Regions from separate parts of the Mus musculus genome. Here regions 2, 3, 4, 5, 6 and 7 are each linked to region 1. A link is a loop called in an ENCODE intact Hi-C map of the cell type or tissue named here. Cell type or tissue: heart. All regions are shown on one strand.

What was found. Peaks named below come from ENCODE experiments on the same cell type or tissue, not always from the same donor. Only the 100,000 strongest peaks of a DNase experiment are listed, where the experiment ranks them.
Region 2: it touches region 1 in a loop (3-fold over the local background); 5 of 42 quality-filtered maps call a loop at or near these places.
Region 3: a loop joins it to region 1, with 2.6 times the contacts of the local background. A loop is called at or near these places in 3 of 42 quality-filtered maps.
Region 4: it touches region 1 in a loop (4-fold over the local background); 2 of 42 quality-filtered maps call a loop at or near these places.
Region 5: it touches region 1 in a loop (4-fold over the local background); 5 of 42 quality-filtered maps call a loop at or near these places.
Region 6: a loop joins it to region 1, with 3 times the contacts of the local background. A loop is called at or near these places in 6 of 42 quality-filtered maps.
Region 7: a loop joins it to region 1, with 5 times the contacts of the local background. A loop is called at or near these places in 5 of 42 quality-filtered maps.

The regions. Positions count from the first base shown.
Region 1 is chr2:92,741,091-92,745,090 of GRCm38, forward strand. It overlaps Gm13816 (a long non-coding RNA gene), which reads left to right and starts at 1,140. Exons shown (of 2, transcript XR_866546.2): 1 at 1,140-1,586. In heart, a CTCF peak has its summit at 2,210 (motif pointing left); DNase peaks (open chromatin) are centred at 1,071 and 2,221; H3K27ac peaks cover 1,575 bases.
Region 2 is chr2:92,808,814-92,812,813 of GRCm38, forward strand. All of the region lies in intron 1 of Gm39880 (a long non-coding RNA gene), which reads left to right. It overlaps Gm32413 (a long non-coding RNA gene), which reads left to right. Exons shown (of 2, transcript XR_374794.3): 2 at 2,375-2,906. Among named protein-coding and RNA genes, the nearest start is that of Gm32413, 3.9 kb to the left of the region's middle. In heart, a CTCF peak has its summit at 2,351; no DNase peak of the experiment used is centred here; H3K27me3 peaks cover 1,616 bases.
Region 3 is chr2:92,483,893-92,487,892 of GRCm38, forward strand. No RefSeq gene overlaps it. Among named protein-coding and RNA genes, the nearest start is that of Slc35c1, 26 kb to the left of the region's middle. In heart, CTCF peaks have their summits at 1,914 (motif pointing right) and 2,720 (motif pointing left); DNase peaks (open chromatin) are centred at 1,929, 2,699 and 3,219; H3K4me3 peaks cover 1,715 bases; H3K27me3 peaks cover 3,215 bases.
Region 4 is chr2:92,643,853-92,647,852 of GRCm38, forward strand. No RefSeq gene overlaps it. Among named protein-coding and RNA genes, the nearest start is that of Chst1, 46 kb to the left of the region's middle. In heart, a CTCF peak has its summit at 1,716; a DNase peak (open chromatin) is centred at 1,609; H3K27ac peaks cover 432 bases.
Region 5 is chr2:92,595,728-92,599,727 of GRCm38, forward strand. Chst1 (carbohydrate sulfotransferase 1) reads left to right here and starts at 3,980. Exons shown (of 3, transcript NM_023850.2): 1 at 3,980-4,000. In heart, a CTCF peak has its summit at 1,730 (motif pointing right); a DNase peak (open chromatin) is centred at 3,594; H3K4me3 peaks cover 777 bases; H3K27ac peaks cover 421 bases; H3K27me3 peaks cover 3,497 bases.
Region 6 is chr2:92,607,508-92,611,507 of GRCm38, forward strand. All of the region lies in intron 1 of Chst1 (carbohydrate sulfotransferase 1), which reads left to right. Among named protein-coding and RNA genes, the nearest start is that of Chst1, 9.8 kb to the left of the region's middle. In heart, a CTCF peak has its summit at 1,596 (motif pointing right); no DNase peak of the experiment used is centred here; H3K27me3 peaks cover 1,285 bases.
Region 7 is chr2:92,803,269-92,807,268 of GRCm38, forward strand. The region is part of intron 1 of Gm39880 (a long non-coding RNA gene); the gene reads left to right. Gm32413 (a long non-coding RNA gene) reads left to right here and starts at 3,619. Exons shown (of 2, transcript XR_374794.3): 1 at 3,619-3,878. In heart, no CTCF peak of the experiment used is centred here; a DNase peak (open chromatin) is centred at 1,732; H3K27ac peaks cover 733 bases.

The DNA.
Region 1 (4,000 bases):
AGATTGTCTGTGCTCGGCCCAGGAACTGACACTATTAGGTGTGGCCCTGTTGGAGTAGATGTGTCACTGTGGGTTTGAGCTTTAAGACTCTCATCCTAGCCTGGAAGTCAGATTTCTCCTAGCGGCCTCCAGATAAAGATGTAGAACTCTCAGCTCCTCCTGTACCATGCCTGCCTGGATGCCGCCATGTTCCCACTTTGATGATAATGGACTGAACCTCTGAACCTGTAAGCCAGCCCCAATTACATGTCATCGTTATAAGAATTGCCTTGGTCATGGTATCTGCTCACAGCAGTAAAACCCTAACTAAGACACCTGCCAGGAGTAGGTTAGAGAAAATTGCATCCTAATGGCTGGATACTCAGATGAGGGTCCAATGACCTTCCCTGCCCCTCATTCTGGAAAGAAATACCAAGTTCACAGCTCCATTGGGCTCAGAAGTAGGCATGCCTGATTTCATTAAGATGGCCACAGTTTGGTGGGAGAGCCCCTTACAGCAGTTTCCATGAGTGATTGTCTGAGGTCATTCATTGCATGGAAAGTGTGCAGGGACTTAAACCTATGTGTACTGTGAGGGAGGTACAAGTAGGTGACCAGGGACTCTGGAAGCAGAGCAGGGAAGAGACAGAAGAAATGGTTGGGGGGGGGGGGGGAGGATGGAGCCTGGAGTGGAAACCCAGATCCTAGAAAATCCAACCTGCTTTCTGTTGATGTCTGTGGCAGGAAGACCCCAGCTATTTTGGTAAAAGGTCCCGAGCCCATAAATTAATTATCTAGTTCAGTCTCTAGATGTGTTGATGAGAAGAAAAACCTGCAGTTTCTGGACAGTAGCTCTCTGTGTGTCCTCCGGGAGGTAGCTCAACCTCTCTGTGCCTTAGTTTCCTCACCTATAATATGGAAGAACCTTGCAAGGCTAGATTAAGTATCAGATGGAGGTCTCTGCATACAGCTGACGTGACCTGATTTGAGCTCCTGTGTGCTGTCTGCAGTCCAGCTCCCATCCATCCACACAGCCATTTCCTGGACTGAGAAAGATCTCAGCAGCACTTCCGGCTCTAGTGGATGACCTCAGGCCAAGCTAGCCCTTCTGGAAAAGAGCCACAGGAATGTGGCCAGGAATCACTTGGGAGTTTCAGAGTGTTTCTGCAGGGTGTGGTCCCTGAAAGTGGGAGCTGCTCCAGGGAGGACAGGGCCTCGAGGAAGAGCTAGGAAGGAAGCAGAGGCCGGAAGCAGGAAGGCCTGGCTGCTGCTGTGCCTGCCACTGCTGCAGCCCAGTGTCCTGGGGTGACCGTGGGTGGCTGTGGACAGGCTGCAGCCTCTCTGGCTATCTCTGACCTCTTTAGGAACAGTTCGTAGAATCCCCAGGAAAACTCAGTTCTGAGCATGCACCGGCACACACCCGGAGTTTCCTGTGTTTACAACTCTAGAGGTAATTTTCCAATGCCAAAGGAGAAAGCACCGAAGCCCACTTGGACTGGGACCGCACCTCTACCCTCGGAGGCTGGCGACCTCCCACATCTTCTTTGACCCCAGTTTCTGCTTCTTTAAAATGGGCCCAGGCAGCATCCACTCTCCAGGATGATGAGGTGGGTAGAGGGCTCTAAGTGGCTAGGGCTTAAGGAATGTGAGTCCCACTGCCTCCTCCTCCCACCTTCCTCACTAAAAGAAAATCAAGTGAGAGGGGAGGGGAGCCTGGAGGAAGAGAAGGAATCAGGGATGGAGGGAAGACAGGGAGGGAGAAGAGATGGAGGGAGGAGTAGGGGGGAGGGGAAGAGGGAGGAGAGATTGCTTAAGGTCCTGGGACTTGTCAGCAGGAGGCATAGGAGGAGACTTGGAGCTGGCTCATCCCAGGTGTGAGACCACACTCTCCTTCCTCTCTCTATCCTTACAGGACAAGTCCCAGAGACTCTGGAAGAGGAAGGGGGAGGAGACCTAGAGCTGCCCTGACATGCTCAGTCCCCTTTTCTGCTTTGTAAATGCTTTGGTAATTTTATACATGGATCAATGCATTTAGATCACACACCCCACTCAGTCCCCACTCTCCAACTCCTCCAGGGTTCCTCCACTTCTCCTAACTTCATGTTCCTTCTTCCTTTCCCCTCCTTTCCTCTTCCTTCCCCCCTTCCCCTCTCCTTATACCCACCGTTGTTCCTCCTTTTCAATGAGTTCAATGAGTACTTCTTGTATGCGCACAGGCGTGGGGCCATCTGCTGGAGCAGGGACAACCTACCAGTGACCACACCACCCCACCCTTCAGCCTACAGTAGCTCCCAGTCAGGAGTGGGGGTCGGGGTGGGGGTGGGGGCTGAGCCCCTCCCCATCCATGCTTGATCCTGTGTGGATCTTGTGCCAATCATCACAGCTACTGTGAGTGCATGAGTCCAGCAGCTCTGTCGTGGCTGGAAGATGCTCCTTCACAGCAGGCCCCACAGTCCTCTGGCTCTTACAATCTTTCTGTCTTCTACTCCATGGGTTTTGAACCTTAGAGGGTGGTAGGAAGGGATTTCCTTTCCCCTCTTCTTAGGCCCATCCTCTCTCTCCCCTCCCCTCCCCTCCCCTCCCCTCCCGTCCCCCTCCTTTCTCTCTCTTCTCTCTCTCCCTCTCCCTCTCATCCCCACTCATCCCCACCCACTCAATCACATATGCCTCTGAATGGGGTCTGACTTGGAGTGAATCCCCAAGTACAAGTGACCTAACCTCAGCCCTCCTGCCGGTGCTGGCAACTCTTCATCTTTCCTTACAACTCCTCAGATTAACCCAGGCCCTCAGACACAGTAGTAGCTCATTGGAGAGTCTCTAGGCTTCCCAGGGTGTGGTGTCAACCCCACTCTCCACACACATGTGAGAACAAAAAGAGAGGCTGAGGCTGCCTTCCTCAGGGCTCTAAACTGACAATAAGCCCCAAATACTCCCCATAGGATTAGCAATTATTACCTAATCTCCAGGGAGCAAACTAAACACAAGGAAATGGAAACATCCCTGTAGAGCCTTCTTTCTGGCTGCTGCGGGGAGCTGAGCCCTCAGCAGTGAACGCCAGGTGCGTGCTCCAACTAGCAGGGAAGGATTATGGGACCAGGGAGACATTCGCTGGTGTCTCAAGCTATTTTCCTCATTTATTTTAATTAATAAGTTAGCTGTGTGTGTGGTATATGTGTGTTCACATGGGGGTGCAGGTGCACACAGCTGTGTACTTACACTTGAAGGCGAGAGGAGGACATCAGGTGTCCAGGACATCAGGTGTCTTCCTCCCTTGAGAAAGGGGCTGTCACCATGGTTTTTTAAGCCAGGATGTTGGCTGTCACATCGCAGAGATCCTCCTGTTACTTCCCTGCCACTTCCAGCCTCCCCCCATTACATAGCCTGCACAGTGAAGGTCAAGGCACTTGAATTTTGTGGGAGGTTGCATTAGATGCACAGAGCAGCTACCATCGACACAGTTAGGATGGCTTCAGGAGGACACATGGCCAAGAAGGGGCAGGGCTGGGAAATGTTATTCTATCTGACTCTGAAGCTCCTGTCTGGACCCCTGGTCTGGTGGCTGGGCCACACACACACACACACACACACACACACACACACACTGCTACTTTGTTTTGTAAAGCACATTAATGCTTTGACCATGGAACTCTCTAACATTGACCTCCAGTGAGTGGGAATCTCAGACTTGTTCCAAGACCCATGATGACCCAGGCAGACCTAGCTTGGTCACAGTTCCAATTCTTCTTTTAAAAAGATATTTTCTTTATTTACATTTCAAATTCTATTCCCTTCCTTCATTTCCCCTCTGAAAACCCCCTATTCCATCCCCCTCCCCCTGCTCACCAGCCCATCCACTCCTGCTTCCCTTTCTGGCATTCTCCTACACTAGGGCATCGAGCCTTCACAAGACCAAGGGCCTCTCCTCCCATGGATGTCCCACAAGGTCATCCTCTGCTACATATGCAGTTGAAGCCTTGAGTCTCTCCTTGTGTACTCTTTGATTGGTGGTTTAGTCCCTGGG
Region 2 (4,000 bases), 68 kb after region 1:
GGAAGCATCCTTGCTGGAAGAAACATCAGGCTCAGGCAGCTTGCTGTGAGTAGGGAAGGGGTGGGGGACACCTGAGTGCAGGGCAAACCAGGAGTTTAGGTCTTATTGGCAAAGCCCCGCTCACCTGGCCTTCTTCCGTCAGGCTTCGGGCAAAAGTCAGCAGGGTGCCCATCAACTACCCCATGACCTCTGCCCCTACCACTTCTCTAAATCCCATTGCCCATCTGACCCTGACAACCTTGGGATTTGGAGACTGGGTCTGGCAGGGACCTACCACCCTTGACTGTTTTCTTTCTGTTCTTAGGGAGAGTTCTCGCCACCTTCCAGTCCAGTGGTGGGCTGTGACCTGCTCTGAGTGGGGTAGCCTCATCCAGGAGCAGAGTTGCTACTCGTCTGGGGATGAGAGATAGTATGTCTCTAAGAGACTTTTTCAGAGTAAGCACACAGAGCTAGCCAGGGTGACAAATGGAGTCTCCAGCTCCTGAGCTCCAGAGAAACCTCTGAGCTGTCTGTCATGCTCAGGGAGTCAGGTCGGGTCCCTCTGGGTTTAGGGATGGGGAAGGAGAGGTATCTGACCTGCCACTGTGGTTGCCATGGGAACCACAGTGAGGCTGGGCTGAGAAAGTTCTCCATGTGACTGGTTATTGTGATGAGCCAGGCAAGCTTGAGGAGAAGGGAGAAGGGGCTGAAGCAATCTTTTGCCCTAAGAAAAGCGATACCCTGGAAAACAGACGAGAAAAGGCATTTCTCAGACTCCAAATCCTGGCTGCCTTGCAAGTTGAAGAGTAGGGAGGGTCCAACCCTATCACAGCACACATACACACACAAACATACTCTCTCTCTCTCTCTCTCTCTCTCTCTCTCTCTCTCTCACACACACACACACACACACACACACACATACTTACACAATCACTCTGTGTGTGTGTGTGTGTGTGTGTGTGTGTGTGTGTGTGTATACAACCTTGGTTATCATTTCCATTTCCTAGGTTTTTGGGGGGTTGGGGAGGGACAGGTCACTGGCCTGAGACTCACCATGTGATCTAGGCTGGACAGCCAGAGTAAGCCCTGGGGATCAGTTTCTACCTTCCTAGACACTTGGATTATAAGAGTGTTCTACCATGACTAGCACTTTTTTAATAGCACTTTTATTTTTAGTTATGTGCGTGTGTGCATAAACCACGTGTGTGCAGGTGCCATAGAGCTCAGACAAGGGCAGATGCCCTGAAGCTGGAGTTACGTGTGGTTGTGAACTGCTTGGTGTAGGTGCTGGGAGCAGCAAGTGTCTTAAACTGCTGAGTCATCTCTCCAGCCCCTAGCATTTTTTTAAAATGTGGGTCCTGGGATTGGACTCAGTCCTTACCCTTACAAGATGAACACTTTACTGACTGAACCATCTTCCCAGCTCTTTAGCACGCTTTGCCAACAGCCATGTGGCTTTCCAAGGAGGCAGAGAGAATGAAGTTCCTATGTTTCTCTACTCACAGGCTTTTCCTCTGCCTCCTGTTTTCTTTGAAGCTGGGAGAGAACCTGCTGTCTTGGGACGGGGTAATGATACAGAAACCAAGAAGGCAAAGCCAGGTCCTTTGGGCAGCAGCAGCTTGACTCTTGACTGGATCTCTTCTTGGAATTACTGGCATCTGGAAAGATCAGGGGCTGATAGAAGCTGATGGTGGGAAGAGGAAAAAGGATCAGGGATGAGGGTGTGGGATCATCCCCAGAAAGTGAGAGGAGGTGACAGCAGCCAAGGTATTCAGGGGGGAGGGGCAGAGACTGGCTTTTCCCATTGAGGCCAGTGGTGGCCAGTGGTGCCCTTACCAGCAGTGTGGACACTGCCCACCCTTGTGAGAGAGACAGCTGCCCTTCCAGGTGAGGATGGTTCCTGTTCTCCATAGGTACAGAAGACCGACATGAGTGATCCCCAAGTAGAGTATCCTTTGTCTTCCATGCTTCCATTCCCAATGGGGACAGATATAAATAAGCCCAGAATGCTGTCTGCGGAGACCATGGTGGACAAGTTACTCCTGTACAGCTTACTCTGGTGGCTTTGTTATAAAGGAAGGTTCCAGATGCAGAGACAATGAGGCTAGATCCTGCTTGTGCTGTGTATTAACTGTGTGGTCTCAGCCAAGTCAGAGTCTCAGAGCCTCAGTTTCCCCACCTGACCATGAGGATCCTGAAGTGTTGGGAATTCAGCTTGTGACCTCAACTCTTAAAGTGCTGGATAAATATTAGCTGTCGTTCATTCGAATACAAATGAGATTTTTATCCCCTTTGTCCAAGTTAACTTTAGATAGGGTTTTTTTTTTAAGCATACTTTTATTACTTTCAAGAGCACACAGTGACACCTATTGGGTGACTCCGGTATTGGCAGGAACGTGGGGATGCCTGTGACAGTCAAGGATGACAAAGATAATCTTCTGCATGTGAAGAGGAAATAGCTGGGATGAGAGCCTCAGCACTGAACAGCCAGTTTGTAGCCTTTGGAAGGTCAACGATGCAGACGTGTTAACAGGACTTCCACTTTACAAATGAACATACTGCCTTGCTATATCACCAAAAGGACTTAAGATTTTTTCCCAAGTTTTATATATATCTATATAAACTATGATAGTATTTCCTAAAATATTTGTGAAAACTTAATGATACACATCTGTAATTGTATTGTTCTACATTTTATTGAACTTCTTGAGGTTTCATTTCATGATGTAACGACCCTGAAATAGCTCAAGTGCATAAACTACTGATGTAGTGGTCTACTGTATATAACATCTAATACATAGTACAGCCAGTCACGAGAGGTTTCGTTTGGTTAATGGAACATTTAAGATTTGTGTCTTGAACACTTTGCCAAATTTTACATCAAATGCAAAAAAAAATAACACAAGAAAATGAAAAAAAAAAAAGACATCTCTCTGCATCTGTCTTCAAAGGCGCTTCTCGGATACTGGAAGGTTTGTCTGTCTGCATGGCTCCCATGAGGCGCTGTGACTTTTATTTGCTGATGGGGCTCTTAACTGAGCTCCAGTGCTCAACCATGAGCCTGATTATCACCGACCTGGCACAAAAGAGGAGAGAGATCTTAGAGAAGGCCCAGTCCACAGGCATGGTCAGAGAAAACAGAGACTGAGAGCCCAAGGACTGTCCCCTTAGTACAGAGCAGCAGAGAACCAGGCACAGAATGGTTCACAGCCTGGATGATGGTCGCCTGGGGTTCTTGAGTCACCCACCCAAACCCTGGGTTACCTGCTTCTCCACAAGGTCTCCTAGAGGCCACAACAGAAGATTCCTCCATACCCACTGAATTCCATGCATGCCTTCCTCCCAGAAAGGTACAGTTATCAGTGTGGACATGGCTGCCCAGAGAGACCATACTTTCCAGCCTGAGATTCCTAACAATGGGATCTGAGCAGAAAAGGTGTGTGCCTCATCCAAGCCAGTGCCTTTAAGACAACAGGTCTGTTTCTGTCTTGCTTTATTTTCCCCTCTGCCTGCCTATAGCCATGGCTGAACCCAGACTTAACTATAGAGACACTGCTAACTCCCTAGGGGACGACAAATGTCCCTAAACCTCCAGATGACTCTGCTATTCCTGTGGAGAAGGTGGCCTTTGCAGAGACACAAAAGCAGATCTCTACTTGTTATGGCAACTGAGTTAAATCCATAGAGAAGGTATAATGATGGATGAATAACCTCCTTAAGGTGGTATGCCACAGCAGCCTTCTTGGGGAAAATGCTGTTTAACTTTGGAACTTGACTGAAAAGGGAATTAGGACTGTGGGAGGGATCTGAGTGTGGATGGTGCCCTAGAGAAGGCACAGTAGGCGATGGGATAAAAGTTGGATGGGTGTAGAGTAACAAGAATCATAGCACGACGGGAGGGGAACGGGGCAGGAATGGAGACTTGAGATTTCTTTCCCGAATGGACCTTGTCTGGTGTTCCATTACATGAAAGGCAGCTATTGCAGTGGTCCAAGCCATGGTGAAGCCTCTGACCCAA
Region 3 (4,000 bases), 260 kb before region 1:
TGTTGGGAAGGGGGCAGCTGGGAGGAGCAGGCTAATTGGGGCAGCTGAGAGTGAAGAGGCCCCTGGAGCTGGTCCATCTCCCCTTCAGGCAGACCCAGTTCAGAGGTGAGAAGTCAGAGCCGGGCTCCTGCCCTCCCTTAGGAGGGCTATTCTTGTGATTCGTTTGCTTTATTCTGGGGAGCAGATGATACTGTTCTCCCCATTCTAAAGAGGGAGGGAGAAACTGAGGTGCAGGGAGACAGAGTCTGCAGAGAGGTTTGTTCAAGGTTATATGCAAGCAAAACCAGTTGGTTCAAAGTTTGGCTTGGCTGCCTGTCCCTTTTCTTCCCTAGAGTGCCCTGTTTTGGGGCTAGCCTGGGAAGGTTAGAGGGCCAAGCCCCAGAGGCTGGGCTGAGGAGCCCCTCTTGGCAGTGTAGGAACGTAGATAACCCTACACATACTTCAAACTCAGACTGTCTCTCTTCCTATGGTCTCTTTCTATCCTCCCCCACCCAACACGAACCAAAAGCCCCTTCCGGCCCCTCAGGTGGGATGGGTGGCCCCCCTTCTTCAGCGTGCAGCATCACCAGTTGTCCTGACAGCTGGGCCAACCAAATTATATGCAGGGGACACAGTCACAGCCAACTCTCACACGGCCTGGCATTGGCTGGAATTTGCTAAGTTAGTCTTCTTTATCCCACCTCCTCTGGTGGTGGTGGTGGTGGTGGTGGTGGTGGTGGTGGTGGTGGTGATGGTGGTGAGGGCAGAACCAGGGAAACGCAGTAGGGTGAGACCTGTCTGAAACCGAAACTATGTGGCTTTGTGTAATTTGCTTGAGTGAAGTTGATCACAAAGCAATAGTCTCTGTAAAAACCAAACAAACAAAACCACCAGAACAGCCTCCCAAGCGTTGCCCAAGTTCCGTGAGTTGGAGGCGCCAAGTGGGTTACTAAATGGGGACTGCAAACCCGCCATAGGCAAAGCGGCAGCGCATGCGCTCTCTTTTACGCGCGTCGCAGTTTGTAAATTCTGTGAGCGAATCCTGCCCCAGCTTACCACTGCCCACATTCACAGCCACCGACATGGGAATCTCTTATCTGTGTCTTGTAACGTTGTCATCTGAGCGCTCTATAAGTGATGAAATGGTGGCCCGAAAAACCAATAACTCTGGAAAGAAAGATGCGACTTGACCCTATGAAGACGGCCCGCCCTAATTTCCTGCAGATCCTCAGTGAAATATTTAGTGACAATGTCGAGGGGAAAAAGAAATGGCAGTCTTACAGAAGAAAGATACCACTCCAGGGACCGGTTTATGCGGCCGCGGTTTTGCACAAGGTGCAGCTGCCCTGTGCCTGGAAGGTGGAGGGTGGAGGAGCGAGTTCTCAGGTCCTTTAGGACAGGCAATTAAATTTTTTATTTTTTATTTCTTCGTATGCCTCGTGTTTGTGTGTGCTTGTAGAGGCTATAAGAGGGTGTCGGATGCCCTGGAGCTGGAGTTCCAGATCGTCGTCGTGAGTAGCTCGACGGAAATGTTGAGGGCCGGATTTGGATCTTTTGCAAGAACAGCAAGCTTTCTTAACGGCTGGGCCATCTCTTCAGTCCCAGGCCAGACAATTTTATCTTTGTATGATGCTGGGTCTTAGAGTTTCATCAGTAAAATAGAGTCAGACTGGCTTGGCCCCTGCAGGGTTTTATGTAAAGACAGACACCGTATTTATTAAGTCGGCCCCAAGGGGTCTTCTGACATTAAGCTTATTTTTCTCAGGGGCTTGCAATTCAGACTTAGGTGAGATGATCATTGGGAGACAAGGTCCCACCTTCTCCACCACTTTCTACAGAGCCTCGGGGCTAGTGGTGGACCCATGTAGATAGAGGGGATGAAAAGATTACGCTTGGACACTAAAAAAAGCAGGTGTCATGGGCCCAGCGCCACTGGAGGGCAGCACCAGCACAGAGCTAAAGCCGCCGCCGGCTGGGCAGAGCGGGAGAGATTGCCTGGGCTTTGGGATCCACCAGATATCATGCGCGTCCTCGCCTTTCAGGGACGAGGACACTCAGGTCTTACTTCCATTAAAAGTGCGCCGTCCAGGAGAAGACTAAATCAACATACAAAACAAATTTCCCAAGCAATGTGACGGTTTCATGTCACAAGAAGTATCAGCAGAGAGGGTCAGGGAGGCCTTGTTGGGTGTATATGTGTACCTGTGCATGTGTGTGCATGTTAATTTGCACACATGTGTGCTTCTGTGTGTGTACCTGTGCTTATGTGTGTGTGCCTCTGTGTGTGTGTGTGTGTCGCTGCTGAAATGAGACCTGCATTAGGAAAGCAGCCAGTGATCTGAATATATAGACACTTGTAGATGTTAAGTGGGTTTGCACAGAAACTGGGGAGGAACTGAGGAAACAGAGGGATAGAGAAGCTACGTAATCTACTTGTGGCCACAGAGTCAGTAACTGAGGGATCGTCTGAAAAACCCGAAAACTCACTTTTCATAACTTTGGCTTCCCTTGTCTTTAAGCTCCAAACAGGATGGTGACTACAGATTTTCCCGACTCCCTGTTTCAGACCATAATTCGCTGTAAGAAATAGGGCAGGGATCACTGGGTGGGAGCTAGAACACTCGCCCTCCCCTCCGCAGCCGCGTTTTCTCTCTTTTGACAACCAAGTCCTGGCTCCGTTTTGAATAGCAATGCATTAGGGTCCGGGGACTACTAGAGTGGGAGCGCCGTCTTGTGGACAGTTGTGGAACCACAGGCTCAACTACAAAGGGTCTGGTGGGGCTGAGCCTGGAGGCTAGGGGATTGATTCTAAGGTGTCACCAGTGAGCATGCATGTGTGTGCCTTGTTTTCATTAACAGTACGGGTCAAAGTTCACTTAAATCCACATTCAGAAGTTGATTCTCCTTTCTATGCATCCAGATACCTGCAAACTTCTGTCTCCCAAAGGGGGTTAAACACGACTGTGCCATGGTCACCCAAGGACAGAGACCTGCGAAGTGTCCCCTGAGGGTGCAGATGGTCACTAAGACATGGAGCTGTCCACAGCAAACTCCGAATCCCCTTTCATACTGCCCTCTGGTCCAATTCACAGGCTGGCCATGACTTACTATCCCTGTCCCTCCCAGCTGAGGACACAGAGGCTCAGACAGGAGCCCCTGGAGACCCAGTGAGGCAACACACAGACTATTTTCCTAACAACTGAAGGCAGGGAGGACTTGTTTCTCTCTCTAAAAGGGGATGATATCAGTCAGGAAGGCATGGACAGCTGCCCAGCTCAGCCTGCTTGCCTTTGCCTTACTTTACCTGTTCTGCAGCCCCTCAGCAAGTGAGGGCTCTCAGCTGTAGGGTTCTCTCCTAAGAACAGTTTTTCTCCTAGGGAGATCAGCTGTCATCTCCCAGATGTGGGATGGTGGAATCATGGGAAGATCCAAAGCCGCTGGATGGGGCCGGCATTAATTTTGCAATCACCTCGCTGTGGTGCGCCTAATTGCCTGATAACTGTAATTGAGTCTTGGGGATCACATCAACGGTATTACAGGGAGCGTTTAGGGCCGTTAATGGGAAATGCAGCAATACTTGCCAGACTGTGAGCTCTTTCCTGGAGGCAGGGAGTTGGGGAGCGTAGGGTGGATGAAGGGCAATGGCTAGGCCGCCATGCACCGCATCCCACGTCCCAGCCCTGCCAGTCTACATGGCAGGTGGATTGCTATTTTGCAGATGCAAAAGTAGTGTTTGAAGGCTGAGAGACTCATCTGGTCTTTTTGTACCCAGTGGGGTCTTCATAGAAATGACTTCCAGGCTCTGCTTAGACCCACCAACATGGAACCTGTGCTTTCCCCAACTTTCTCAGCAGACGGACATGTGCCTTGAGAGCCACTGAGTGCCAGTCTAGGCAGTTCACGAATTTGTTGACTGACTGCCTACAAAGGCTCTGTTGCATTGATGATGGCTACGGTGCCCTGTGAGCCTCCCGACCTCTCTCTTGCCAAGGCACAACAGGGAGGGTAGGCACCCTGCATC
Region 4 (4,000 bases), 97 kb before region 1:
GTGAAAGGGTGATGTGACGGGTGTTGCCCATGTGCAGGGTTGGGGTGGGATGTTTCTGCTGTGGGAAAAGGAAGATATGTCCAAGTAGGTACAAGTTGCACTTCCTCTGGGGCACAGAGGGACCCATGCCACTAGCGGCAGACCCCAGGGCATTTGTGCATGGGCTTTCTGTGTTTTCACTGTCTCCCATCCCCGTCAAGCTTCTGTGGTCACTTCTACCTTAATCATTCACAAGCCTTTGCTATGGTACAGGCAAGAGTCCCCAAGGGCCCCCTATGTGCCAGCATTGACGTTAGAGAGTTAACCTGTCACACTCAAGCCATTTTGCTTGCTGAGATTGCTGTCTGAGCTCTTTCTTAGAATCTGCTCAAGGGAAGACCTGGGTGAGCAGTAGAGAGTCAGCTATTCAACAAGTGATGTTGGGAAGCTTCATCTATCTGTGCATCCACACATTCATGCCAATCACACTCCCAACCATCCATCACGCATCAACTCATGTATGAACGGATCCACTCATCTATCATTCATGCAGCCATACACCCACCCACCCATTTATCCATCCATCCATCATCTAGACACCCATTCTCCTACCATCTTTCTGTCCATCCTTCCATTCATCCATCACACATGTATTCAGGCCTGTACAAATTCACCTTCTCTCCATCTAGCTCATCTAGCCTACCTTGGTTTTCTCCCTCATCCCTTATGCACCATCTCCATCTGTGGAGGACACAATGGTGTTGCCTGGGTTCCCTTGTGATGAAGCACTTCCACTCTCAATGGCTAGCAGTGTTAGCGTCAAAGAGTCCTTTACTGTCTGTTCTTTCAGCTGTTATTTTAGCCACAGAGAGCTGCTTGCCCAAGAGCAAGCCCTTCCCAATGCAGCCTGCATCCAGTGACTGATAGCATGGGAACCTAAAGGGCCGGGCACCCTGACTCTCTAGGGCATGTCTGGGCTGATCTTACCCTAGAGTTCTCTGGGGTGGGGGGTGGGGGGCAGTCACAGTGGGCTCCCTAAAGCTCGGCTTCAGCCTGTGCTCCCCTGCTTTTTTTCCTTTCCTTCCACAGTGTGGATCCTGTGTAAACATCCTACCTGTTAAAACTCTGGCATGCCATCTTCCTGTGGACTCTACTGAAGACCCGGCCCATCCTTTGATCCATGCCTTCGTTCCTCTGTGGGTCTAGCCTCCCACTCAATAAGGAAGCATTTATCTGCAATGTGCTACATGTTTGGGGTTACTGACCTAAATGTAGGCCCTGCCCTCAAACAGCTCCCAGTCAGATGGGGATGTTCAAAGCTCACCACTCACAGCTCTTATGGGGAAGGTGAGTGGGACACTGCCACTACACACGGAGGGCTCCCGGCAGGCTTCCTGGAGGAAAGAATGCTTCAGCTGGAAGTGTCGGTCATGGGATTTGGACTCATTCTGGGGAAGCTGTGGAAGCCTACGGAGGGAGCAGTGAACATCCCCACCACAGGGAAGAGCAGGTCTCATAGCTGGACACAGCTGGACACAGCTGGGTCTTGCATCACGTCCCTTTGCTTCCCACCCCACCTCTCTCCCATGGAGTCCTTCCTTCCCTCCCAGCTTGCCCCCCTACCTGCCTCCCAACAGGAAATGTGGGTTGGCCGCCAGCCAAAGCCTTGCAATGTAGCCATCCCAAGGAGGGACAAAGGCCACAGCAGAAAGGAAATGCAGGAAGTTTCCCTGGCTGCAGAGCTGGGAAGGCACAGCATACCCAGCAGGCAAGCTCTTTCACCTGGGCAGGATTCTTCTTCCCCAGAACCTGCTTTTCTAACTCCGGTTTGTGTTAATAAGAAGCCAGATGGGCCCAGCTGGGTGGTAAAAGTTATATGCTAATGAGGCCAAGGTTGCAGTGACTCCTGGAAGTGCCTGGAAGCTTTTCTTTGCAGAGAGTCTGTCCATAGATCTCTGACCTGGGCACAGATGGCAGACAACCTCGACCTTGGCTTAATACACAGCCCCTGGCCCTGCCATTGACAGAGCCCCAACCCTGCTCTCAGACTGAGCTGGAATCTGGCTGCAGGATGGGCCCTGAACACTAATACACTAATCCATCAATTCATTAGTAGCTGACAGCCCTGCCTGGAGCGGTTGCTGGTTTGTAAGAGCTATTCTAGGATGTTGGAGGTGAAGTGTCACCCATTGGGGCTGTGGTCACGCAGGCTCCTCAAATGGTAGGCATTCTAATGGACATGTGCTCAGAGATCCTTGCTCTGCTTGCTTCGTGGGAGACTTTCTGTCTTTCATCCACCCTGTGTTGCAGAGAACTGAGCTCTTTGTATGTGTTTGTGTGTATGTGTGTTTGTTTGTGTGTGTGTGAGGTATATGTATGTTTCTGTAGGTAAGTGTTCACACATGTGTGAAAGCAGAGGTTGAAATTAAGAGTCTTCCTTGATCCCTCCCCACATTAGTTTTGAGGCACTGTCTCTCTCTGATCTTGGAGCTCTCCAACTGGCTAGGCCAGATAGCCAATGAGCTCCAGGGACCCTCCTGTTTTTGCAAACCCCAGCCCCCCTACTCCACTAGTACTGGGCTACATAAGAATGCTGTCACATGCAATGTTTTACATAGGTGCTGGACATCAGAACTCAGACCTCGAGCTTGTAGGGCAGGTACTTTATGACTAAGCTACCTCCCCATCAGGCTGCTCTGTTAAGCAGTGAGCTCTCAAGCAGAGAAACGGACAGGCAGCTGTTGGGTCCTCAGTCCTTATCGACTGCAAGAGCAGAGCATGGTGGCAAGGACAGGGAAACTTTTCTTGCTAATCAGTGGCCTGGGCCAATGGCTTGTTTTCTTGCAGCCTCAGTTTCTCCATCTGTGCGACAGAAATAAGGAGGTATGTACTCCCTGGCCCTTCAGAGAGCTTTTGATAAGACTGTGTGTGCTGTACACTTATGTCCAGACCTTGTAGACACTGTGACTATAACAGGTGGGATGAGGGACTTTGGGCTTTCAAGCATGGCAGGAAGGTCACAGTGAATACTGCCCTTCTTCCCAGATGGGATAGCTAGGGCTTCACTTCTGCTCTGAGCCTCAGTCCACTTGTGTGACCCTGTGACTCATGGACTTCAAGCAGAAAGATATGAGGACCATCTGTGGGGAACCCCAGAAACCATTCTGCTCCTCTCCCACCTTCTTTAGGGGAGACTCATGACCTTCTGTATGTAGCCTCAGCAAAATTTCAGGTTACCATGGTAACCTGCACATGAAGGAGTCCCATGGGTGTGACTTGGGGGTGGGAAGCTAGTTCTCCAAACAAAGCTGGCCTTGGGTCTGCCACACAATTGCTATCCTAGAAGGACAATTTGAGATTTGAGACAAGATGTGCTGAGACCAAGACCTCGGTCCTCCCAACACTGAGTTCTTCAGCCAGGCAGGACTTTCAGTGGAAAGAGGAGGACATCAGCCCACCCACAAACCTTCAACCCAAGTTTTTCCTACCTACAACAGGTACAGAGATAAAGATGGAGCAGAGAATGGGGGGACTGCTAACCAGTGACTGCCCCAACTTGAGAGCAACCCCATGTGAGAGAGCCAACCCCTGACACTATTGATGATACTCAGCTATGCCTAGCATCACTGTCTCCTGAGAGGCTTCATCCAGCAGCTGAGGGAAACAGAGGCAGGGACGCACAGCCAAACAGCAGGTGGAGCTTGGGGAGTCTCTTGAAAGAGTGGGGCTAGAACTGAGCAAGCCAGAGTGGTCAAGAACACCACAAGATGTTCCAACTAGTAAGAAAGAAACATGTTCCACTATGTTCATAGCAGCCTTATTTATAATAGCCAGAAGCTGGAAAGAACCCATTTGCCCCTCAACAGAGGAATGGATACAAAAAATGTGGTACATTTACACAATGGAGTACTACTCAGCTATTAAAAAGAATGAATTTATGAAATTCCTAGGCAAATGGTTGGACCTGGAGGGCATTATCCTGAGTGATGTAACCAAATCACAAAAGAACTCAAATGATATG
Region 5 (4,000 bases), 150 kb before region 1:
CAGCCTGGATTTGAGACCAGAGGTTAGAGGTTACAGCTGCCAGCAGGACAAGCTATTTGCTGTGAAGGTCACTGGAGACTAATATAGTATTGCTGCTTTGTGCCACAGGGCACTGGGAAGGTGGTACTTTTCCTGCATCTTGGGAGGAGGGAAACCCACCTTCAAGCCCCCTCTGCAGAAGCAAAGAACACAACAGATGACAGGTGGTGGTGGCTGCTGATCGGCTGGTCTGGGAACAGCACAGTGTCCCTCTGAGGAATTCACAGTTCTGTGCATATAGCAGAGAGGCAGCTTTCAAGGGGCCTCCACTGGAGTACTTTGTGGGCTCAGTCAAGTGTTTTCAGCGCTGGTGTGTCCCGTTGAAGCTATGCGTGCACCAGGGCTGGCAACCTCTGGTCACAGAGAAGATGAGGGAACAATCACATTCTGTAATGCTGAGGGCCTAGCAAGTGTCCAGTCACAGGTAAGGTTTCAAACACTTGTTTCCGTCTATCCATGGAGACATTCCCTCCAATTTATCCAGAAAAGGAGCGCATCTGAAGCGGGGCAGAGGCAGAAGCAGGAAGAGTATGAATTTGCTCTTTCAGTAAGCAATAGACTCGAGTTGAGGCTAACTGTGCCTCCTGTGTGGCCTTGGGTAAGTCATTTGCCCTCTTTGGACCTCAGTGTCTCCATCAGCACTCACAGAGTGACGTTTCTTTGCAGGAGTCCTTTTCCTCTACCTGCAGGGTCTACCTACCCTGTGCAGGGTGGGGTCTGGTTAGGACTTTTGCTATAGGTACTGAAGCCGATGGGCTTGGAAAGACTGCTGGGATTTGCCCTCTGCAAGCTTGTATTCTTGTCAGTGTCCCAGGGAGACCTGGGATGGAGACCTTCTGCTGCGCATCCTCAGTCAAACCCCGGGCCATCAGTCTCCCACGACAGACTGAAGAGACAAGGAGGGCGGCCCAGACCGCCACCAAATGGACCCCTGAAAGAGATTGAAGCACCACAGTGCCAACCCCCAAACCCCTTAACCCATTTCCAATCGCCTCTGAGACCAGAAGGCCGGGGAAGAGGAGAAAATGCGTAGTTTTGAATTCTTGGGGGACGGAGCGGGCTCTATTCAAGGAGGCTTCTATGTTTGGGGGCTCTGAAAGTCCCATCCTCAGGTTTACCTGGCATCCTGTCCCTCCTTAGGAAGTATCCTTGAGCCAGGCTGGCCCAGTGTGGCCCCAGTGAGGTGCCCTGGCTTGGCTACTGTGTAGTAGCTAAGCAGTTCTGCAAATTGGGCAAATCCCAGGACTCATTAGTCCTTAAAAGAGGGAACGACAATTCCTGCCACATCAGGCTACTTTTGAGGCTCCAACAAAATAATCCCCATGTGGCGAAGAGCTCAAAGCCTGGCTCAGGGAGGGGGAGAGCCCCGACGTCAGCCATTGCTACAGTCTTCTTAGCTACTGTCTGTCAAATGGCAGGCTGCTTGCTGTTTCCTCCTTTGCCTTGCATGCCCTGTCCACCCCACAGCTATCGTTCCTGGAGTTAGCTCCTTCTCCAGGAAGCCCTTCCTGAAAGACATTCGAAGGCTGCATCTTCACCTGACTTCCCAGGCCACTTAGAAAAACGCAAATTTTCAGTGACCACTCTTTCTAAAGGGTTTTTTGTTTTTTGTTTTTTTTTTTTTTCACTTTTGTTTTAAACTCCGCCTACGTGTGCATGTGTCTGTGTATGCGGATGTAGGCCAGAAGAGGGCGTCAGAACCCCTGGAGCAGGAGCCACCCGCATTTGTGAGCTGTTTGCCATGGGGGTTGAGAACTGATATGCTCTTCTAGTGGAGGCATCACTGCATCCCCTCCCCCACAGCGCCTTGCACACAGTAGGCACCTAAGAAACATGTTTTTGTTATATGGGGGCAACCCCAGGTAACTGGGAACAGACTCATAGTACTTCTGAGGACCCAGGTCTGTGTCTACTTTCAGAGTTTAAATATATTTCTCCCCAGTTCTTTACATTTTAACCTCACTGTCCTCTCCATCCAAAATATAGCAAAGTTTGAAAAATGACTTGCTGGGATCAGAGAGTGGGAGATAGAGGAGTTTCTAAGCCTGGACTATTCTGGGGTAGCTGAGATTCAGGCAGGGATTAACCTAGGTGAAAGAGATGGTTCTGGTTCATCCAGGGTGACGGGGGGGGGGGGTTGGTGGGGGGGGGGTGCAGGCTGTCCATGGACAAGTGGGAGGGGCCTGAAACCTGGAGTGTTCTTGCAAGGCCAGCTTTCTCTTCTTGGTCATGTCAAAACACAGCCACTTACCATGGAGGTGGGCAAGTGACTAAAGCCCTGTGATGCTGGGGCTGAGGTCTGGTGCCCTATAGCCCTGGCTGCAGAGGGTGGAGGTGGGGGTGGGGGATGCCGGGTACAGCTGCAGCTGGAGCTGCTGCATCAGGGATGTCAGGAAAGGCGATGTTAGTTGTCTTCTCTGAGGAGGTGGTGGGGGACAGGAGTTTATAGTTAGGGGTTGGCAACTGTAACCAAGACAAATGACCATGTGGCCTACTGGGACCCTTGGAGCAGAGGTCTTCACGTCATCTGGTTCCATGTGAAGCCTTTTCTGAAGATATGCCCCTTGGGGTCTCCGGGAGACTCCTAGACATTATGTTATTCCCTTCTTAGCGAACAAGTAAGCATCCACCCAAGCTAACATGGGAGCTGTTGCCCTAGGAGATAAGAAAAAGCACCTCCATTTTTCCTCGTGAGGAAACTGAGGCACGGGTGGGGGAGGACTGCATCACATGGTCACACAGCAGACTCACAAAGGCTCCTCTGCACTGAGAACTTCCAGGTGAATATAACCTCATTAAAAAACAAAACAAAACAAAAAAAAAACCCGTTGTTCTCTGCACCGTATCAGGAGTGACAGACGGATGGACAGATCGTGTTCTAGGAGACGTAAGAGACGGTGGAGATGGAAGCCCACTCCTTTGGACGATCGCTACCACTCTGGACAAAGTCTACTACTGCCTTTGGTCCAGAGCCCTGCAAAGTACCTACACATCTTCAGATGGGAAACAGGTCAGGATGGGGTCTGGGTTTGTGCGCATGGACACCTTGGTGGCCAATGGTAGAAGTGGGTTTTCCCTCCTCTTCAGTTCAGGGCCACAGGCATTCCTCTGCTGGCTTCATTTTTCCTCCAGGCCACACTGAGGGCTCAGGGGTATGTTTCTCTTGTCACTAGCTATAGTGTTCGGTGCTTCTGACATGCAGGAGATGCTCAGTCGATATTTATGCAGAGAACGAAGGACCACTGTAGTGCCAGGGCTTTGCCGCTGTCCTGGTCCCACAAGTGCAGCTTGTGGACTGGTAACTACCTGGGAAGACAGATGCAGCCTAGGAGGAAGGGGCTGGGCAGGATGGAAAGCTTCCTCTAGCAAAGGAACTCTAGTGTCCGACTAACTGGCCAGCTCCACCCAGCCCCTGCTGAAAGGGGATGACAGGATCTGGGGCAAATGAAACATTTCTTTAGTTGTGGGTGATGGAAGAGAAGCAGGGGCATGTAGTGGAATATCGACTTCAGTTCTGGGTTTGGGAGTCTCTGATTGCCCTGGCTGGGGAAAGGAGCCAGGGTCAGGTTGGGGCTGTAGCCAGACTTGGGTATCCAGAGGCTTTGGCTGCATAGATAGAGCCATGCCTTCGCTAGGGCGGGTGTAGGGGGAGAGGGCAGGCCAAGAGGTACCCGTGCTGCTGCCGCTTGGCCTCCTCAACTCGGGGGTGGGGGGTGGGGGGTGCGGGGTGGAGGGTGGGGGGTGTGGCTGCCTCGGCCCGCCGGTGGGTTGGCTCCGGAGCCCTGCTAGTGGGGGTGTCCCGGCGCTCCCGGCCTGGGCTGCGCGGGGGGGGGGGGGGCGGGAGGGCGCGCGCTGACGGGGTCGGGCGGAGAGGGGGCGGGCGGCGCTGGGGGTGGAGCCGGGACCGCAGCGCCTGCCACCCGCTAGCTCGGCGCTGAAGCAACCACCGCTGCTTTTGACT
Region 6 (4,000 bases), 130 kb before region 1:
TCAGGGCTGGCTAAGCAGGTTAAAACGTGTGGTTTCCCCGAGGCTACCATCTAGCTAACTTCTTCCCTGCCCAAGTCCTCTGTCCCCTGCTTGGATGTCTGCATAGTATGCTGGTGCCTTGGAATCTCTGTGTCCTGGGTTTGCTCAGGTAGTGGATGTTCAGCTTCATGTTCCCCCGGCTCTCTGTTCCCTGCTCCCCATGCCGCTTTAAGAGCATTTTGAAGAAAGAAGCCACCTGTGCAAGCTTAGCCTCAGCCACTCCCTGCACAACTCCCAGCTCCCTCTGAGGCCACCTCAGCAGTCTGCAGCCAATCACAGGTCCTCACGTCCACCTGAGCAGGGCTAATGCTTGGTGCTAAGACAAGGAAGTCTTGACAAGATGTGTTGAAAGTTGGGGGTAGGGGGGTGGGGTGGAGAGAAAGGCTGGTAAGCAGTGTCATTGGGGTGAAGAAGAAAGCCTCAAGGCTGGGGTGAGGTGACAGGGATGGTTCTCAGTCACCAACCCTGTCCTCAGACACCTCTCCAGCTCTCCATGGGTACATGGTCACTGTATTTCCACAGAAAATAAACTTAAAGCTCATTGCAGACTGTGCCCACTGCTTTATAGGCTCTTGGGTCCTCTTCTCCCAGGCAGCCATACTAGCATAGTGCATAAGGTTCCAGGGGCCGTTCATGCGTTGTGTGCACAGTTGGACACACGTGCTTTGTGGTTTTCCTTGACGTGGTTTTCTTTGTTTGCTTTTGGCTCGTTTCCATAAGCATCGTCTGCCTCGTTCAGAAAGACAGCCCCAGGATGATAGCGTCAGGAACGAGGGAGCCCAGGTTCTGTGGAGTAGAGCAGTAGCCTGCACCCTCCCTTCAGGAGCTTCAAAACGATTCCAAATTGTGTGTGCAAAATTGGGCACAGGAAGCATTTTCTGGGAAGACGGACTGTGTTTCCAAGGAGCCTGTGGAACAGGGAAGGTAAACTGCCTCGCTGTGGTTTGCTGAGATTCCCATAGGGTGGCAAGAGGGACTTGGTGAAGGGCAGAGCCCTTGGGTCCTTGGGCCTATGAGGACAGTGTCAGATGGGGAATCAGGCTGGGTCTGGTGGTTGGTGGGGCATGGCAGAGACACGGGAGCACTGATTTCTTCTGGAGAGTGACTTTGAGCTTTCCCACAGTTCACAGGGCTTCCCTCTGTCTGGGGTGGACTTAGCCTTAACTGGCCCTGAACATGGGGCAGGTCCTTCCAAAGGCAGAGAGGTCCTTGTTAGTGTTTTGGAGGAAAACCCCAGGTACAAAGAGCTTTAGGTCTTGACACACAGTGTCACTCAATCTAGGGACAGGCAGAAGCTGCAGGCCACTCCTGTTAGTGGTGTTCTGTTCAACACTGCTTCTTCAGTCTGGGCAGCGTGAGGGCCGTGCAGGGGTAAAGCCAGACTGCCTATTGCTGCTTGCCTCTTGGTGTGCAGCTGAGGAAGAGTATCTCCGTGGCTCAGAAGCCACCATCCCTCTTCACTGCAATCTGCAGCATCATACTTCCACCCACCGTGGCACCTTTGGCTTCCTCACACAGTAAGAAGATGAGAGCTAGGAGGCTGTACTACCAGTTCTAGCCACTAGAGGGAAGCAGAAATACCATCACAATAGCCTAGCACAGAAAATTCTAGCAGGGCAAGTGGTTTGGGAAGGAGGAGTGGTGGGTAAAGCCCTACAGAGGTCTCTCTCTGTTAGAACAGACTCTAAGGGTAACAGGTAACTAGTTCTGAGGTGCTTCCCTAAGACATAAAGCAAAATTCAGAAATCTAGGCAAGGTTCCCAGCAGGTAAACAATGGAGCTGGGTTGCTCCATGGGGCTGGTGTCAGAGGTTGTCAGAGGTCACTTGTCAAACACAAAGCAGAATCTTGTCCTAATGCTGGGCATGAATAAGTGCATCAAGTCAGTTAGCAAACAATGATCTGGTTAGGCCACCTTTATAGACAGGGGAAGTGAAGCTCAGGCCCAACTGGTGCCTAGCCAGTGTGTGCTTAGCCTCTGACCTGCAGGCTTGAGCCCTTAGTTGCAGATTGGAGCTTCCCTGTATAGCATTCTCCACTCCCAACCTGACCACAGAGCTGCAGTCCAAGCCATCTCCAGGCTGGCCACCAGGTCCTCTGTCTTCTAACAAAAAGGTGGGATTCTGGGCTCCTATGCCCAAGGTTTGATCCAGTAATGAGGGAGGCCATAACAGAAGCCCAGGAAGGGTCGTGGGCCCCCAAGTCTGGCTTGGGAGGACCAGGGCATTGAGAAATCTCTTGCAGAGGCCAAGGTTTGCCTGGGAACCAGAGGACCTGGTTCCAGGGCCTTTGGTTTCCAGGGCAGATGCCTCCAGCATACCAAGGACCCTTGGCCAGCTCTGGGCTTGGCTGTGCCAGGCTGGCAGGAGAGCAGAGCACTTTCAGGGGCTCCAACATCCTCCTTCCTGTTCTCATGCTCTGGCTTTGCCCTCCTGGAAGGTGGGCACATGGCACTCAGCCAGGCTGCAAGCTGGTGACCACAGTGTACCCTCTGAAGCTTGAGGAGTCCCCTCACCTTAGGCCTGGCTTTGAGTTTCTTCAGGGTGGAAGGGAAACTGGGAGAAAGAGCTCGAACCATCTGTTCCCTTCTGGGCAAGATGGAAGGCCCTCCTCTGAAGAAACACTCATTGTGTAATTCTGTCTTTAAAGTTGGAATTGCAGGCCTAAGGGTCAAGAAAAGCTGTTTTGATGCAAACCAAAGGGAATGAAGTAAGAGATGGGCCAGGAGCAGATCCAGCCAAGAGATTTGAAAATGACTTGGAGAGCACCTAGCCTGAGCTGGGATCTTGTCTCTCCCCGCTTCTTGGGGCATGGACTTGGAAAAGCTGTTGTACCCAAAGAGCCTCAACTTTTTTCCCTGCTGTGGGTTGTGAAGTGCTGACATACTAGCTTTGAGGTTGGGGTTGAGGCAGTGTACCTGAGCCTGAGGGTGGGAGACTGGGAGCCCCTTGGGAGTGCTGACTTTCCTTGGTATCAATTCCTATGTAGTTTTTGGTTAGTGCCTGTTGGTCTGGACTGCTGGTAGACATCTATGAAGAAACACAGCTGAGTTTAGTGACCTCACAACTGAAGCAAGGGGGCTGGTATTCCTTGAGGCACTTGTCAGGGACCTGGGATTTGAGTAGAGAGGGCTCCCCATTACTCTCAGCCTTCCCTCCACGGGGCAGAGGCCTCTGCCACAGGGGTTAGGATGGGTGTGGTCCAGATTGTGTGACTTTGAACACACTGAGAGACTCTTACTAAAAATCTGGACTGGACCGCTTGCCCTATTAACTGTCTCTTGGTGGTGACTCGGTGCTGATTTCTGCACATAGTATGGCTTTTTACATTTTAAATAGGAGCCTCAGAGTCCAAACACTGGTAGGCATGGCCATTTTGGCTCAGACCCTGTGCATTTCCCCAGGCTAGCAGAGCCTGCAGCTCCCCATTCTTCCTGGGGACAATGAGCCAATGGTAAAGGGATGAGAGCACAGGTCTGAGCCTGATCCAGAAGGACCCAGGCCCCTGATGTTTCTCACATGTGAGCCATAGACTGATCTTTAAATTCTCCATTTGAGCAATGGAAGTGGGTGGGCTCCTGCCCTACCAGAACAGTTTGTAAGGGATGACAGGGTGCCCAAGATGGCAATGCTTATTTGCTTGGGAGACAGGGGTTCACTTGTCTCCTAGAGTAGCCAGGAAACACAGCAGATTGTGGGAGGGATGTATACAAAGGATGCGAGCTTACACACCAGCCATGAACTTACACACGAGCCACGAGCCAACCAATACATGGACCTCATGGCAAAAAGGATAAAATGCAGTCTGTGACTCAGAACTCATAAACTTACCTGCTCCTATCCTTGCCCCTCCTGTGCTGGTTTGTGGGTGGCCTGGGACAGAATCACGTGCATGTTTGAAGGCCAAGTGTGCTTAAGCATGAGATGTGTCTTAGAGGGGAGGTATACAGGCTCCAGATGGGG
Region 7 (4,000 bases), 62 kb after region 1:
CACATTGGGGACCCACTGGAGGGAAATTTCAAAGGAAGATAAGGATCAGATATGCCAAACCTGCAGCTGGATCAAATTATGTAAGCACCATATTCTTGGTGTCCTTGAGATCACTGGTTGTGTAGTGATTTCCTCCCATTAAAACATTCTATCCTGAAGGGAAGCTTGTAAAGACTGAGGAAACGTTAAAGGAAGTTCAATAAGACTCAGGAAGTAAACAACTCACAAATCTCAGCAAGTCCCTGAATCCAACTAGATGCACAAGACTCTTTGCTCTCCAAGGTTATTTAAGCAATAAGGACTGCTAAGGACATTTAGATCAACTGAGCTGCTTAGAAGAAACTCACCTGTGAAATTGCCTATAAGTCATCTGAGGAGTCCTAGGGATCCAGATTTTGTGAGGTGTCACTAGGACAAGGGGTCAACGATGATGCTGTTTGTGATTTGCCCATGCTTCTGGAAGTAACCCCATTAAACTCAGGTTCACTAAGTCATACTTTGGTGGTATCCTACTTTGATCTGTTTCTTATCTGGGGTAAATACACGTTAGTGTTGTGTCTTTACCAGAAAAGAGCTAGCAACTCTTGCAAGAGCAGGTACTATGGAGTGATGGATGAAAACTAGTTGGATGAAACCAAAAGAGATAAAAAGAACTGGAAGATAGCCTCAGAGACAGCCCTGGGACTCCCTGATAGATGACTTGCTTGCAGGTGTTTGTTTAGAAAAGAGCCAAAAAAAAAAAAAAAAAAAAAAAAAGGTAGGGGAAGTTCTAGAGGAGACAGTGGAGTCCAGAGATGTCCTATCAGTTTCTAGAAAGAAGAAATGACATGGTATACTGGGAATGATGCTGTAGAAAGGGAAGTTGCAGACACAAGCCTCAGCCATCCTCCTGCCTCCACACCCCTGTCACACTGAGGTTACAGGTGCCAGTGACTACACTTGGCTTTTTACATAAGTTCTAGGAATTGGAATTCAGGTCCCCATGCTTGGCAAGCAAACACTGTTGTATGCTCCCCAGTCCCCAGTTCACTTTATTTTCCAAAAAAATAAAAAAATAAAAATAAGGCGACGAGGCCTTGAGCTGAGAGTGGAGGAGGAAGAGCGGGAGGCTGAGGTGAGTCAAGGCAGATGTAGGAGATGCCCAGATAACACATTAGAAAAAATAAACAGAGCTGGCCGAAGAGTCCAGCGAATTTGGACTGGATTTGAAGAGCTTGAGATTTTATCTCAGGAAAGACAAGGAGTCTCTTTCTTTCTCTCTTGGTTGTCCTTAGCTGTCCCTCACCCCTAGCACAGATACTGGCATTTTACACATTCTCCATGACTGAATGAATGCATTAGCGTGGGGCATGCAACTGGAAGATGCTGTCCCTAATGCCTGAGGGTGCTTTCCCTTGGGCCACCATAATCTCCCACTGGAGAACAGAGTGAGACCCCAGCTGTGGTCACCTTAGAGCCAGCCATACTTCCTGAAAGTTAATTAACTTGAAGGTGTTTTCCCTTGTGGAAAACCAGACTTCCTTCTTGCTGACCTCAATTAACTGCTTCTCCTGAGAGCTCCCACCCTCCTTGAGAAGGCCTTACTATGGAACTGGCTGGGATCTGGGCCAGGAACCTGGTTGGACCTGCATCTCCTGCCCTCTAAGGTTGCTTTGTCCACTGGGTGTGCTCAGAAGTAGTAGGAAGAGTCACAACCAGCCTTCCCCAATGACCCCTCCTGACCAGAGGTCCTAATAGCGAGGGGCTGACAGCCCAAGCAGGGTTCTGCCCACCCCCACCAGGAACTTGTGCCAAAGCTCCCCTAGGCTCCTCTCCAAGCCAGCAGGTCCCAGAGGGCTTCTGCATCATTAGCCCTTGTACCTTACTTCCTGTTCTGCTCTGTCAGGGAGATTTGACCTTCCCCCACCCCCATAAGAGGCCTGGGAGTGAAGCCCCAGCAAAGTAGTTTTTGAAAGTCCCCTGACTGTTTATAAAACAGCCAAGGCTGACATCCACTTTGTTCTCCATAAAACCAAATGGATCTTTCCTTTCTCTCCCCAGATTAGGAAACAGAGCCAAGTAGCCAGCATTACTGAGCAATTATGCTCACAGTTTAGGGGCGTCTCCAGTCTCTACAACAGCTCTGAAGTGGCCGGCACAGTCCCGCCTCACAGGCTGGTAAGCAAACTCAAAGTGACATTGTCCTGGGCACTTGGTGGAAAATGGACAGGGTGAGGACTTGAAGTCACCTGCTACCTCATGGGCCTTGCCCCATAGGGACAGGTTCACCTCTCTTGGACAAGTTTACAAATGCAATGGTGTTTGCTGTCGCTTAGCAGGAGAGGAAGACGGGTGTTTTGTTTTGTTTTGTTTTGTTGGTGCCTGTTTTGTTTTTACTAAAGGATGGCTGCAGGAAAGGAGGTCAGAGCCTTGCTCTCTTGTCTGTTCTGCCTAGAAGGTGCTGGAGGACCTTTGTGACCCAGTGAGGGCAATTCAGGCTGCATGCCCGAACCTTCCAGGGAGAAGTAATGGGATTTGAACTCAGAAGAGGTGGAGAGATCAGTCAGGAGGCAACTGCACCAATCCAGTCAGAGCAGGAAGCAGGGTCATACAGGAGACAGGCCAGTCAGTGTAAGGAAGGCACCCATGCACAGCACCCCTTGGCTGGAAAGCTCCCCTGCTTTCCAGGCTGCTGGAAGTAATGCTGGGGCCGCTCCTTTCCTGGCAGCAGAGACATTTCATTATCATTTAAATCTTTCTTGGGTTTCATCAGAGGCTGTGAGCAGCTTCAAAGAGGGAAGTGCTCAGTCCTCAGGTGAGGGGAAAACACGCCAGAACTTTCTCTTCTAATATAAACGAGGTGAGAGACGCAGCTGAACCTGGCAGAGTCTGCAGGAGCACACTAATAGACTAGATGAGAAGAGAATTATAGAAGGAGACAGGTCCAGAGGGAGGGGGGCACAGAGATAGAGGCTTCCCCCACCAGCTCCAGGTAGCTAAGAGGGGGACTCTTCCCCTTCAGCCGAAGCATCCTTGGGGTCTGGGGGGAAGGGGGTGGGGGGCTCAGATCACCACCTGGCTCCTAGAGGCAGAGCATAGAGAGATGAGACCCCTCCCTGCCTGCCTCCAGCATCCTTCCTTCCCAGGCATCCTCCACAGCTACCAGTGATTCCATTAATTATGGAGGTTCAGGACTGGGAAGGAATCCATAGCATTTCCTGCATGGGAGCTCTTAGTGGGGGAGGGCACAGTGACCTAGAAATAAGAGCGGGGGGGGGGGGCGTCGGAGGGGGGAGGTGGAAGGAGGTGGAGGGGGCAAAAGAACAGTTCCTACAGATTCACACTCCTCCCCAGGGGCTGGGAACGGTTAGGGGCTGTCCTGTGTACATGCAGGGTTTAACATATTATCTTAGTCTCGGGGATCACTCACTTGGCTTATCACGCAGTGTTTTTCTTTCATAAAATCAGATTATTTTTCTTTTGCCTTTAATAAAAACCAGCACTGGTTTCTGACTCAGAGGCCTGGGTCTGTAGTGATGCTGGCTGGGACTTCTCTAAAATAGGAAATCAATGGAAGACCAGGAGACAAAGCAGGAGAGGGAAGGGGAAGGGGAAAGGGAGGGGAAACAGAAAAAGCCAGGGCTTCATGGCTGCTCAACCCCAAGAGGGAGGGAGGCAGGGGTCCTGGCTCCACAGCACCATGGGCCCTCTCAAACCCATGCCAGCTCATGCCAGCCTGCTGGGGAAGTCCCTGCTGTGGCAGAAACAGCCTTCCCCTCCCCCCACCCCCAATCTTAAGCAGATGCCTGTCACCCTGAGCAAGAAGCTGTCACCTCCATCAGGAGGGCGAGATGGCTCAGAGCTGCTAAGATGCCTAAGCTGCAGAGGCAGGGCTGGAGGTAGGCTCAGGTAACTCTGGAGGGAGATCCTGCTCCAGCTCCTCTGGCCCTAGCATATCTCTCTCTCTCTCTCTCTCTCTCTCTCTCTCTCTCTCTCTCTCTCTCTCTCTCTCTCTCTCTCT